Regions from separate parts of the Homo sapiens genome. Here regions 1 and 2 are each linked to region 3. Evidence: chromatin contacts called from ENCODE Hi-C or POLR2A ChIA-PET data. All regions are on one chromosome and are shown on one strand. Each heading gives the region's core, a stretch centred on a gene start or an enhancer-like site at or near the end of the contact. The rest is flanking DNA. Distances are from core to core; before and after follow the strand shown.

Evidence for each region. Hi-C counts contacts between places; a loop is a spot of excess contacts on that map. ChIA-PET counts read pairs that join two places held with the same protein, here RNA polymerase II (POLR2A). Pooled maps may share reads with other maps.
Region 1: a loop to region 3 is called in a map of CD8-positive, alpha-beta T cell, with 9 times the contacts of the local background. The contact joins the promoter of GATB here to the promoter of PLRG1 in region 3. A Hi-C loop is called at or near these places in 1 of 168 maps with a recorded cell type or tissue (CD8-positive, alpha-beta T cell), 1 of 37 single-sample maps with no recorded cell type and 10 of 50 pooled maps.
Region 2: a map of naive thymus-derived CD4-positive, alpha-beta T cell shows a loop between it and region 3 (18-fold over the local background). The contact joins the promoter of MIR4453HG here to the promoter of PLRG1 in region 3. A Hi-C loop is called at or near these places in 1 of 168 maps with a recorded cell type or tissue (naive thymus-derived CD4-positive, alpha-beta T cell) and 11 of 50 pooled maps. POLR2A ChIA-PET finds 5 or more read pairs at or near these places in 2 of 52 experiments (GM12878 and activated T-cell).

What each region holds. Positions count from the first base shown.
Region 1 is chr4:151,758,620-151,762,603 of GRCh38, forward strand. GATB (glutamyl-tRNA amidotransferase subunit B) reads right to left here and starts at 2,388. Exons shown (of 13, transcript NM_004564.3): 1 at 2,188-2,388; 2 at 153-303. The coding sequence starts at 2,363. RefSeq lists an enhancer at 2,104-2,383.
Region 2 is chr4:152,534,621-152,538,964 of GRCh38, forward strand. It overlaps MIR4453HG (MIR4453 host gene), which reads left to right and starts at 1,644. Exons shown (of 1, transcript NR_033797.2): 1 at 1,644-4,344. It overlaps FBXW7 (F-box and WD repeat domain containing 7), which reads right to left and starts at 1,472. Exons shown (of 14, transcript NM_001349798.2): 1 at 507-1,472; 2 at 321-413. MIR4453 (microRNA 4453) reads left to right here and starts at 1,808; the gene lies at 1,808-1,896. RefSeq lists a silencer at 508-1,297 and enhancers at 1,167-1,702, 1,408-1,767.
Region 3 is chr4:154,547,816-154,551,797 of GRCh38, forward strand. It overlaps PLRG1 (pleiotropic regulator 1), which reads right to left and starts at 2,585. Exons shown (of 15, transcript NM_002669.4): 1 at 2,485-2,585; 2 at 1,014-1,120; 3 at 1-38. The coding sequence starts at 2,493. RefSeq lists enhancers at 2,689-2,738, 2,759-2,918.

The DNA.
Region 1 (3,984 bases), core at 1,138-3,637, 2.8 Mb before region 3:
AGAAAACATTTAATATATCCCGCTTCACCCAAAACTCCCTAAATAAGTATTTCCAAAGAGTTGTGTTATTATTAAAACAAGAAAATAATTTTCCATGTTCAATATAAAATAAACATTTTTCTAATGAAAATAGGATTAAATAAGAATCTTACCGGCAAAGTTCCAGGTAGAGATGCATCAAAAAAAGAAACCAAAGAATTTGGAGGTGCTGAAAAGCGAACTTGAGATCCAGAGAAGAGTTTAGAGTTGGAGGAAATCTGGGCATGAATTTCCAAACCTACCACAGCAGCCCATTTGTGTTCACTAAGAAGAAAGAGATAATGGTTAAGATGTATTATATTTGTCACCATGAATGAATTTCTATAAGTCTAAACCACAAATGTTAATTTCCTATATGTGTTTTAAACTTAATACAATGTTATATCCTCACATTAAAAATGTGTCATATTTTATCAGTGACTAAATAAAAAACAATTTAGAATAAGCGCCTACACTGAGATTGGCAAACTAAAATTCATTTACAACATGGCATCAGGAGGCTGATGATATAAACATGAAGGCTATAGAGAAAGGAACAATTTGGCGTCTTAAAACAATTTAGAAATGGGTATCAGGTGACAACTGCTTGGCTGACTTCAGTGAAAAGCGGCATTTAACAAATTAACTGTAACTTATCAAGTAATCACTCAGTAAATGATGAAAGCTGATCTTTCCCACATTATCTAGAATTAACATAAATGGCAACATTCTACTACTAGAGAAATAATGATAAATAGTTCCACGTCTCTTATTTAAAAAGGAAATTCTCAACCATGTTTTGGTTTGCATGTATAATAACCAGAGAGACACAGATACAATAAATCACCACTAAATGATACTCTTAAAAAAATTTTGCAAAACTCCACCACACTAAACCATCTGATGCGGCATATTTTTGGTCCCCCAAATCACTTTCAATTCCTGAGACCTAATTTCAGGTTACTTTTTTAATGCTTATTTGCTATCAAATCTAAGAAGCTGTTAAATGCTATAATAATCTCTCTTATCTGGTCAGTCCTACTCTGTTGGGTCTGTACATAGGCCTCTCCAGGTCCTTATAAATGTGCTTATTCCCTATGAAATCCATGTATGTTCCTATCCTGCTCTTCTCCCAAGTAATTTTGTGTATATACATATATATATATATACATATTTTACATCGTTTTGTTTTGTTTCAATCATTTCAACATATAAAGTTCTATATCTGAAGTACTGCAAGAATAAGTCCTTCTTTTTAAAGTTTGGAAACACAGCCCATAAGGGAGGGGAATTAAAGTAGGAACTCATTAGAAATTCTGCATGCAGTAAAGCACCATTCAAAGTATTTTTGCATTTCCATTACATGAGAGAAAAAATGTACTTTCCATTCACAAGGAAACAATCTAATTCACGAAAAGAATACAAAACTGAATACTTCTTTCTGGACAATTTCCCTCTGTTCCTCCAACTGAAAGTAAAAATAATGCCAACTAGTCTCAAAGAATAAACAAAATATTAGAAACTTGCCATATGTTTCTGTATTTAAAGAGAAACTATTTAATTCTTACATAATGAAGCATAAACAGCTGTTCAGGGGATATCTGGCCAAATAAGCAAAACTCTCCATATAACCAGGGGGAGTATCTCTTCTTTTGGCTGCGTCCTCCTAGGTCTAGTCACACATATTCCAACATAAAACGCCTGCACAGATAGCTAGTGTTTTCTGACTAATGACAATAACCCACCACTACCAAGAGCTTGTAGGTAAAGGCTCCCTTTCTACCTTTAGAACGCTGCCAGCCCATACTAGCGCTAAATAAAATCAGCTAAATATGATCCCGCTTCTCGTGTCACCGTCCCCACTGCTAGTGCTATTAGTAAGATGACCGAATCCACTCTTCTGTCTGTGCACCCTTCAAGAAAATATTTGCTATTTTACACTCGCGAATTCCCCAACTACATCTATTTGAAAACAGTGGTTTATATATGGGGGCGGAGTTGATAGAAAGTCTGTTTGTGCTTTTATTTAGGTTTCGGGGCTCCAGGTTATAACTCAACGCCCTCCCGTCAGCCAAAACGTCTAGAAGCTGGGCCGTAATTGCCATTATTTCCCCAGTCCTGCAGTTCCACCTCACAGTTAGGTGGGCAGAAATGTATGAAACAGAATACCCTTTCCTCGTCTTCTGGGCCGTGTGGAGGGGCTGCTGAGCCACTGAGCTCTCTCCCCTAATCTGGTTGGATGTGGACCCAGTCGGAGCCCCTCTTCGGTGGCAAGAACCACCGTCAACCCGGGCGAAAGCCCAACGTCTTCCACGGCAGCCCCAGCGCAGCATGGGCGCCGCCATTGTAACTCCAGGGTCTTGGTCAGGTGACTCAGCCTCACTATGCCGCGAGGCTCCCTGGGAAGCGTAGTTCTGGAAATGCATTAAAAACGCCATAGGCTCGGACCGGAAGACTACTATTCCCGGCGAGCATTGTGATTCGAAGCCTGCCGGAACCCCGCGGAGAGGGGAGGGAAGGAGAAATAGAGGAGAGGGTGGGAGGGTTTCTGGGTGGGGAGGTGTGACTCCTCCTAGCGGGGAGTTGGAGAGGTTTGTGGCTGTGAGCGTGTGTATAAGTTAGAGTGTGAGCGCTTGATGCTTGGTGCTAAAGCGTGGCCGGGATTTTATAACCCAGTTAACCTTGCAAGGGGAAGTAAATGACCTTGACAGCTCAGCAGAGACTTCCTCAGCCCCCAAACCCAATCCGTTATATTCTCTGTCTACTCTCCTGCTTCACTCAGCAATTTGTGCGTTAATGCAACAAATACTTATTTGCATGCCTACCGTAATGCCAGGCTCAGTTCTCTTAGGCACTGTAGTTACTGCAGAGATCAAGACAGTTATGGCCCGCATGTTCATGGAGCTTACATTCTAAAGAAGGGAGACATACAGAAGTTAACAAAAATAAGATACTTCCATATAGGTAGTAAGTGCTATGTTTAAGCAGAGGTAATTGGAGACAAACAGCCCTAGATTGAATGTTCATGTACATTTTAACCTCCTTTTTATTATTGGCCAGTATCAGAAACACACTCCTTATATGCTAGGAGCAGATACCATCGTCCCAGCGGACTTCCTTCATTTTCCTGTGTCAAAACTAATACCCCTTGTTAAAACTGCCACCGATTTCTTGTGTTTGAACACAGTCTAGAATAGTCATTTAGCCACTCTCTATTTCATCACCCGACTTTGATTGTCCTCGTAGTGCTTTTGACTGCCTGATGTTTATCTTCTATTTCCACAAATTCCTCGTCTGTCTTATTCACTACAGTACAAAGTAGGTTCCTTAAAAATATTTGTTGAATAAAGTAGTGCAGTGTGGAGAATGCATTTGACAAAGGATGGAGTGGATGCCCTTTGGAGCAGTAATTGTTTAGGGGAGAGATGATGAGTTAGGGTGGTGGCAGAGCCAAAGAGAAATGGATCTGTTTGAGATAGATATAGGAAGTAAAATTGAAGGACTCTGATGGATTGGATATGATGGTGGAAGGCTAGGAGAAACAAATAACTCCTGGATTTCTGGTTTGCACAACTGGCTGATGAAGTTATCCACCGAGATAAGGAAACCAGAAAAGGAACAGGTTTGCAAAGAAAACATATGAGTTTGGTTGCCTTGGAGACATTCAAGAGGAGAAATCAAGTAGACATCAGTGATGCCTAATTCTGAGTATAGAGCAGGGCAAGGGGAAAAGCTGCATATTTTGTATACTTCACATTGATAGATTTTCAGTTATTGATCAATAATCCATTGATTAGTTGGCTGTAACCTTTGATCTTTTCCTTTAATACACTTCAATTGCATATCCATATGGAAGAAAGAAACTTTAGTTACTGTCCTTAAAATTGTCATCATTTATTTTTTCCATCTTTTCTACTTTTTCATCCACTATCACTGTTCTAAATTGCCACACCAGAAGTATCAGTC
Region 2 (4,344 bases), core at 394-2,893, 2.0 Mb before region 3:
GATACAGATGGCCTCTGTGCGCACATATGCTCTGGCTTCCTCAATTTCCCTTTGCCAACTGCTGGCCAGAAAGGTGCGAGTATTCACTTTGGAGAAAAGACTCCTCCGACAGAAACCTGCATACTTGCATTACTCGTACAAAGAGCTAAAAAGTTACAAAATACAGGCCTCCCTAACACCTTCCCCCCTCCGTGAATAAAGCTAGACTCCCTCATTGATAGACTCCCAACACTACTGGAGAACATCAGCAAAACTCCAGGAGGAAGCGCCGGCATCCTCCCACTTTCTCCCCCTCAATTCCCTCTCCCGGGGCCACTCACACTTTTAGAAAAGAGCCGCGGCGCCGAGAAAGTGGGTTGGTTCCCTTCCTCCTTCGGACTGAAGCGGCAGCTGCGGAAGGCTCCGGCGCGGTACTGAGGAAGAAGCGGTGCTCGTGTCGCTAAACCAGGCGGCAACCCGGGTCTCTTCCGCGCTGCCAGGGGAGGGGAGGCGGCGGCCCCGCTTACCTCCTCTTTTCCTCTTCCTGGGTCTTTTCAGGCTGCGGCTTCTGCCCGTCCAGGGCCACTTCTCCCGGGACAGTCAGGTTTGGGAGACTCCGGATTTTGTTTTTGTAAAGTTTCCTCTGGGTGGAGGCTGCGGCCGGCCCCCCGGGTCCCCCCCGGCCCCGCCGCCCTCGGGACTGGGGCGGGGGAGGGGGGCTCTAGGAACTCCTCCCGGAGTCCAGCCAAGGAGCCGGGGGGCCGGCGACTGGCCAAGGGAGAAGACCCCCGGAGGGGGCTGAGGGGAGGGGGAAGGTGAGGAAAGGACGGCGGCGTCGGTCCTGTTCTCTCCGCCGCCCCAGCCGCCGCTTCACATCGGGGTCCCCGCCCCCCCGGCCGGGGGGTGGTTGCCGAGCTTGGTTGGGGCCCCGGTTCATACACTCCGGGGCAAGATGCTACGGCCCCGGGCGGGTGGCCGAGTCGGCGGCAAGGCGAGGGACCCGGCCGGCTCCGCTCGGCGCCGCCCCCGCTCCCGGCTCCCGCATGTGTCGCTGCGGCTGGGACCCCCCTCCCTACACCTTGGGGGTCTCGCCCCACGCCCCACGGGACGAGGCAGAAGCTCTGGCGCCTCCTCAGCGTTCTCTCACCGCGGAGCAGCTACCCACTCCCGGCCCGTGGTAGCCGCCTCCCTGCCCCCCAAGCCGCCGGCTCCGGCTCAGGCTCGGGCTCCGGCTCTGGCTCCGGCTCCGGCGTGTGCAGCCGCCGCTGCCGGCCGGGAAGGTGAGGGGGGGAAAGGAGTGCGGCCGCGGCTCCCGCTGGCCCAGGTGAGAGCGAAGGTCTCGGCGGCGGCCAGTGCAGGGGGACTGGATCTCTCGGATGCTCCTTCGCTCTCAGTCTCAGCGGCGGCGGCGGCGGCAGCGGCAGCGGCAGCGCCCGGAGCTCAGCTCGCTGTCTCCCTCGCTCTGTGCGGGGCTCTCGCCTCACTCCAGAGAGAGGGGCGGGAGGAGAGCGGCGCCTGCCGATGACGCAAGTCACCTAGCAACCGCTCTCTTCCCCCTCCCTCTTCTTTCCGCTCTGAGGCTTCCTCCGCTGGCCTTTTTCCCCCTTCCAGCCACCCCGCCCTGGGCGCCTCTGGCGCGCTCTGATGACGCTCCAAGGGAAGAGGAAGTGGGGATCGGCGAGCGGGTGGGTGCGCCTCGGGCCGCGGGACTCGCAGCCGCCACCGCCGCTGCCGCCTCTACGGCCGCGTCAGAACTGAAGAGAGGAAGGGGAGGAGCCGAGTCGAGCCTAAGCTGCCGCCCGATCTTACCCCTGACCCGAGGGCGGCCTGGAGAGCTTGGTCTGTAGCGGTTTCCTTCGGGGCAGGTGGGGACTGCTCCTTTGGGAGGAAGGAGGAGGCCCAGGCCGCGTCTTCAGGCAGCTGCGCGCACCACCCGAAGGTGAGGCATTTGGCCCCAAACAGACCCTCGAAAAGCCGGACTGATCGAGGAGTTACCCTACAGCCTGATCTGCACCTGCTCCAGGGAGAGAGCGCCCCACCCTTCCCGTGGCGTGGGGTGAGACCCAGCGTTGGATAACGTGTGGTCGGGCCGAGCAAATGTTTGATGAATGAATGAATGAATGAATGCCTCTCTCACGTGGCACTCGTGAAGCTCAGAGGATATGGTGGAAGTGCAAGCGCTTTGTAAACTGCAGTGCATTGTAAAAATGAGTTGTAATACATTCCTCCCCTCCCCCTAGCCATGAAAGGAAACAGGGGTGCGGCTTGAGTACAGAGTCACAACCTGAGTCTTTAGTGGAAAAGGAGACGAAATGCCGAGCAAGGGAAGGGACCCATCCTCGCGCAGATTGTTAGGGCGGCGGGAAGGGAGGATTGGAAGGGAGCCATCCTCTGGGAGATTGCTGAAGGATTTTTGACTGTCAGGGGAAGAATTTAATAGTCCCTCACTTTTACGAATGGTTCTTTCTTACGGTTTGGAGCTTTCGAGAGCTTCTGGTCTTGGTTCATCAGTGTACGTTGTCATCAAGAAATGTTGGCCTGTTTCAGGTCTGACTCAAAGGTTATTTTCTTTCTAAAATAAGTGTTATTACTATTATGCAGCTTTTCCTACAGATGTTATCCTGGAAAGGAAAGTTAAGTAGAAACTCATGAAGTTTAAAGTGTAGTTCTCTAGGAAAACAAATTTAAGATAAAAGGACCAGAATCCTCAGAAATCTGTCTTCAGTGAATAGTATGAGAAAAAGATTAAAGCAGCAGCAATGATGAAAGCAGATTCCACAATTCTGTCCCTGGACCCTAGTACACTCTACCTCCTTGGGAAGCAGTAGTAATGGATTTTACAAGTCTTTCCACCTGGAGGAGGGGGTAAGGTAGGAGCAAGTGTATTATAGACAAATGTGGGAAGCTCTGGGTTTCTCCCACTACTGCCACTACCATCTGCAAACAGTAAACTAAGGAAACTTTTAACTGGGTAAATCCAAGGGCTCGTGTTCATTAAAATGCTGCGGGAAAGGTGGTGAGAGGGGCAAAGGAGGATGTGGCAAAACCAAGGAGAGACTCACAGACTAGCACCTGACCCTACTGCCCTTGACCTGAAGTTCCAAGAGCCAGGTTAAATATCCTGCTTAAATTACCCTGGATTTTTCTGTCTTTACGTGACCAATCCCCTGCTACAGCCTTCCAAATAAGACTCACAGGTAATCAGACCAACAAGTGATGGTCTCACATGGCTACAAAATAAATATTTTTTGTTTTTCCCCCTCTTCCTATCTTACAACAGGGGAATGGTGGAAATTAAAGGAGTAAAACACACAGATTTAGGGGATTTTGTGAAGCTAAACACCTCAGAGAGTTTAACCTTTGTAGGCTTTGAAGGAAAAGAGTGCAAACATCAGAGTTCTGCAGCCCAGCAGAGAACACCTCCAGTTAAGTGTGTACCACATAGGGTTTTTCAGCAGCGTGATCTTCTGTTTTCATTGTCAGTGGCTCCACCTTACAACCTCAGTGCTGAGGAACAGAAGGGCACTCAGGAGAGCCTGAGCCACTTACTTAGAAAGTATTTAATAACAGCACACTAAGCTTACTGGGCTAGATACCCACCTCAGCACCCAGCTTGATAACAGGAGGAAACAGCTGGAACTGGAGACTGGAGAGAAGGAAGTTCATACATTTCCAACTTGGTCTGCATCTCTTTAGTTCCTTGTATTGCTTATTAATCCAGAGGAGAAAACAGCTAGTTAATTAAAAATTCCAAAAAATCTGAAGTTTTAGCTAATAGTTACTTCCCTGGTTCATCAATTTAAGATAAGGATCTAAATACTGTGTTAAAATATAGAAAAACGGAGACTCTTATAAGGTTTTTGACCTCTACACTTGAAAGTGAGCTCTTACAAGAAACTAATCAGTGTTTCGTTATTCCATATCAGTGGCTTTTACTGTCAAAGATTGTGTAAGCTAAATTATCTGGCAAAATTTTGCTTTCCAGAAATACTATCTATATTAATTTTAACATTTTTATTGTGAAATATAGTTTAAATACATAAAGCAATTATATAGTATAAGTGATTATAAAGGAAACCACCATGTAACCAATCAACCAGGTCAAGAAATGGAATATTTCCAGCAACTCAGAAGTTCCCCTCCCTGCCATGACCTTCCCGAACACAACTCTTTCCCTCCCTCCTAAGTGTAGTCATTATTCTAACATTTGTGATAATCATTTCCCTGCTTTTCTTTGTCGCTTTGTCGCAAGCATGCATCCCTAAACAATATATTGTTTAGTCTCACTCTTTCTTTTGAACTTTATGTAACTGGAACAATATAATATGTAATCTGTTGTTCTTGCTGCTTTTGCTCAACATTGTT
Region 3 (3,982 bases), core at 1,335-3,834:
ACTCATTACGAAGCTTGATTGCCATTTTTCGTTTGTGACTATTTAGAAATTATAAACATAAGAACGTATCCATAAATACTTTAAAACAAACACTTAGCTTAAGTTTGCCCATTCACGTAGAAAAAGTTTCTAGTATGATTTTAAGTAGTATTTAAAAGAATCAAAAATTTCCAAGGGCATTTCCCCACCATATCTGTTCTTTTGCTTACATTCGACCACACAGCATTCATTAAACCTACGTAATATTTTAGTTTGTTACCTAATAAATAGAAAACCTTTTATGATAAATTGTCAAGGGTCTGACTGAAAGATATACAGAAACTAACATACCCTTTAAGAAACCTCAAAGTCAATATACTTTCCTTCAAAATATAAATATAGTAAAAACTCTATAGCAACCTTTACTAGATGTATCCAAACAGGTTAGTTAGAACTAATCAAAGTACTTAATTGGTTCAATATCTTAAAAAGAAATGCATTTATATTACTTTTAAAAATAGTCTACTTTATAAATTAAATATAAATGCTTGTTTGAGGAGTTAAGTAGATTTTAAAAAGGTAAAGGACAAAGAAGGAACACTGCACATAATGCATTCCCAGACTGGAGCTGGATATGTAGAACCAAAAATATGCCACCACTCAAAAATCTTCATCATACTAACGAGAAAAGATGGGAGTAGAGGTACTAGCCAGGTACAATTTCAGCTCAGCAAGGCTCTGAGAGCAGCGGGAAGCTGAAAGCACATACAAAGTGATTGATTATAAAATAAAATACCTAAAAGGGACTCTCTTAATTACTGGGTATTTGTAAAATGCAATTAATTAATGGAACTTTTACTGTAAAAGGCCAAAAAAAAAAGTTAAATCAGCTTAAATTATGCCAAAACACCACTCATTATTGAATAATTAGCCCATGACTAGCTTATCTTTAAAGGACTCCCTCTCCCTGCTCTCTTCCCCTAGTATTAGAATGTTAAGTATTTTAGCAATTGAAAAAAAAAAACTACACCAACCTCTCTTCATCTAAAGGCACAGGTTTTCCATTATCAGCTACAAACATGTCATGGGTCCTCTTCAACGACCTGAACACAAGGGTGTGTACAGAATGTTTCTGTACCTCCTAAAAAAAAAGAATGTAATTACACACCTATCTACAAATTACACAAATCATAACCTAAAGTCAGATTGATTATACACTTCACGTGTTTAAATATGTAAAAAGCTTTATACCACTCACCATAGCTACTTGTTGCAAGCTACAGGAGTCAAGTTCAGAGAAGAGGAGGAAGCTCCTCTTTGGCTAGAACCTCAGGTTTAGCAACTGAGTGATGCCGGAGTTTAACTTACTCAATAAATATTTACTGAGCTCCTACTGTGTGTCTGGCAGGTATTGTGCTAGAATCTCACAATAGAATGATAAAAAGGTGGTCATGGTCCCTGTGCTCAAGAGGAAACAGACAAATAAAAAGTAAAATAATTCCACATTTTGATAAGTGCTATGAAGGCAACAAGCAAGGCGCTGAGTCAGGGAATGAAGGACTAAGTATAATTGTGAAAGATTTCACTAAGGTGATATTTAAGCAGAAAGGGAGTTAGCCTTGCACAAAACAGAGGTAAGAACGAACCAGGCTGATGGAAATGTCATGTAAAAAAAAGTTCAGTTAACTGAAATAATACAAGGAGCGCAGTACAGCTGTGTATGGAGGATGAGATGGTGCTTTGTAGCTGCAAGGGTAGACAAGGTCCAGATTAGGTAAGGTCTTTTAGACTATTACAACAGCCTATATTTTGTTCTAGCAACATAGGGTCAGTAAAGGGTTTTAAACAAGAAAGGTATGAACAACTTACGTTTTAAACAGAACAACTTATAGAACAAAATGGAAGCAAGGAAACCAACCAACGGGGAGCTAATGCACCAGTCCAGGTGAAAGATGATGTTGGTCTCAATTAAGGTGGACTGCAGCGGATATGGAGAAGAGTGAATGGAATCAATAAACATGTGGGGTAAGATGGACAAGACCAGCTAACAGCGTTGGCTGTTCATGCCAGGGAAAGATGTAAAGAACGGCAAGTTTTTCTGGGGGTAGAGGTGAAATAAGAGACGACCTGAACGCAAGATAGAGAAGACTACCAATCTTTTAGGGCACAGACTCACTGACACTGCCCCGAGGGCGGCAAGTACCAGTGGTCGATCACCAACAGAGGCCCCGCCTCCGAGGACACTTTCCAGCTCCCAAGAGTCAAACGAGGACTGGACGAATTATCTCAGGCTTCGCGCCCAGGCTGAACCTCCGACTCGGGTTCTCATCCGGCTTCTACCCCTTCCCCGAAAACCCGAAGAAGAGACCACTCGGCCTTGGCCAAATAGCTCCCCTCGTAGCCTCTTTTCTCTCTGGACTCCAAGTACTCTCAATCCCCCACGCGCACTGCCAAAAAAAACAGTCCAGAGACAAACGACTCTTGAGAGCCCCAGTGTCACTTTACCTCGACCATGATGCTACCGTGTATCCCACCTCCGGCAGGGAAGAAACTCTAATCACTAACGCAGTACCCGCCGCCACAGCTGTGCAGCACCTTCCGGAATTGGGCGCCCAGGCGGCGGATGTGATGCAAGCTCTGCGCACGCGCGCTAGTCTCCCTCGGCCATCTAGGATCAGGAGGCGGGTCTCCCTCCTCGGGACCGCCTCTAGGGCGGAGTCTCGAGGCTGAAAGCCGGAGACTCCTGGAAGGGCCTGGGTGGAGGGTTTCACTCGTCCCTCTGAAGAAATCTTAGAATTATGTTTTCTGCCTTAGTTGGGGTCCTGGTTGTTCGTGCTGTATTCCCCGGAAGCTTAACGCTTTTTATTCAGAGAACCTAAGCGTCTGGAGAGCAAACTCCCGTGGGCTCTATCTAAGGCATTTCCACTACCTTGATCTCTTTGGAGGTCGCCTGCGTGCTTTGTGTCTCCTGGTTCTAATCCTGGCGAGAAGCACTTGGACACTTGTAGGCTTAACACCTGAAAACAATTTCGCTTAAACAGTCCAGTAAACACTTGTTAAGTGAACGTTGAGGAATAGCTGTTTTAATTTGGAAAATTTTGACATGTAGTTATAACAAAACCCCATATTTATTTTCTGCTAATAGATTTTTTTTTTTAATTTCTCAAAACTGCATAGCTCTTGTCCATTTCCTAGTTGCCTGCTGATTATTGTGGCTTCAACAATGCCAGGGTACAGCTTTTCAAAGCTGGTAGAAGACACAATTGGAGACTTTAGCCATTTTTATTTATACATATCCTTGTGCCAAGTATTGGTATTTTTGCTTTCTACCCTGGTAAAATCTGTGGTTTGTGATCAACCCTACCCAATTATTTTTCTATGTAAAAAAAAAAATGGATGGACTTAGGCATTTACAAACTTAAATAGACAAACATTTTACTGGCCCTGTTTCAGTTTCACTAATCCTGTCCTGAGAGCATACTGCTTACACTTTGAGAGGGGGAAAAAATCTAGCAAAAGAATAGCAATATAAATCAACCTTACTTGGAAATTCATTAAAAACATTAAGGTCATGGGTTTTTGTTTGAGACAGAGTTTCGCTCTTGTCGCCCAGGCTGGAGTGCCATGGCGCGATCTTGGCTCACTGCAACCTCAGCATCCCAGGTTCAAGCTATTCTCCTGCCTCAGCCTCTGGAGTAGCTGGGATTACAGGCGCCCGCCACCATGCCCGGCTAATTTTTGTATTTTTAGTAGAGACAGCGTTTCACCATGTTGGCCAGGCTGGTCTTGAACTCCTGACCTCAGGTGATCCGCCCGCCTCGGCCTCCCAAAGTGCTAGGATTACAGGCATGAGCCACTGAGCCCTGCCTTAAGGTCATGTTTTTACTTGAAGATACAGCATCTCTGAATTTAACTGTGAGTTTGGCCTAAGAATTGCTTTTCTGTAAAGGTGGCAGGTGATGGTATTTCCTTGCAAGAAAATACCATAATTGTAAAATATATA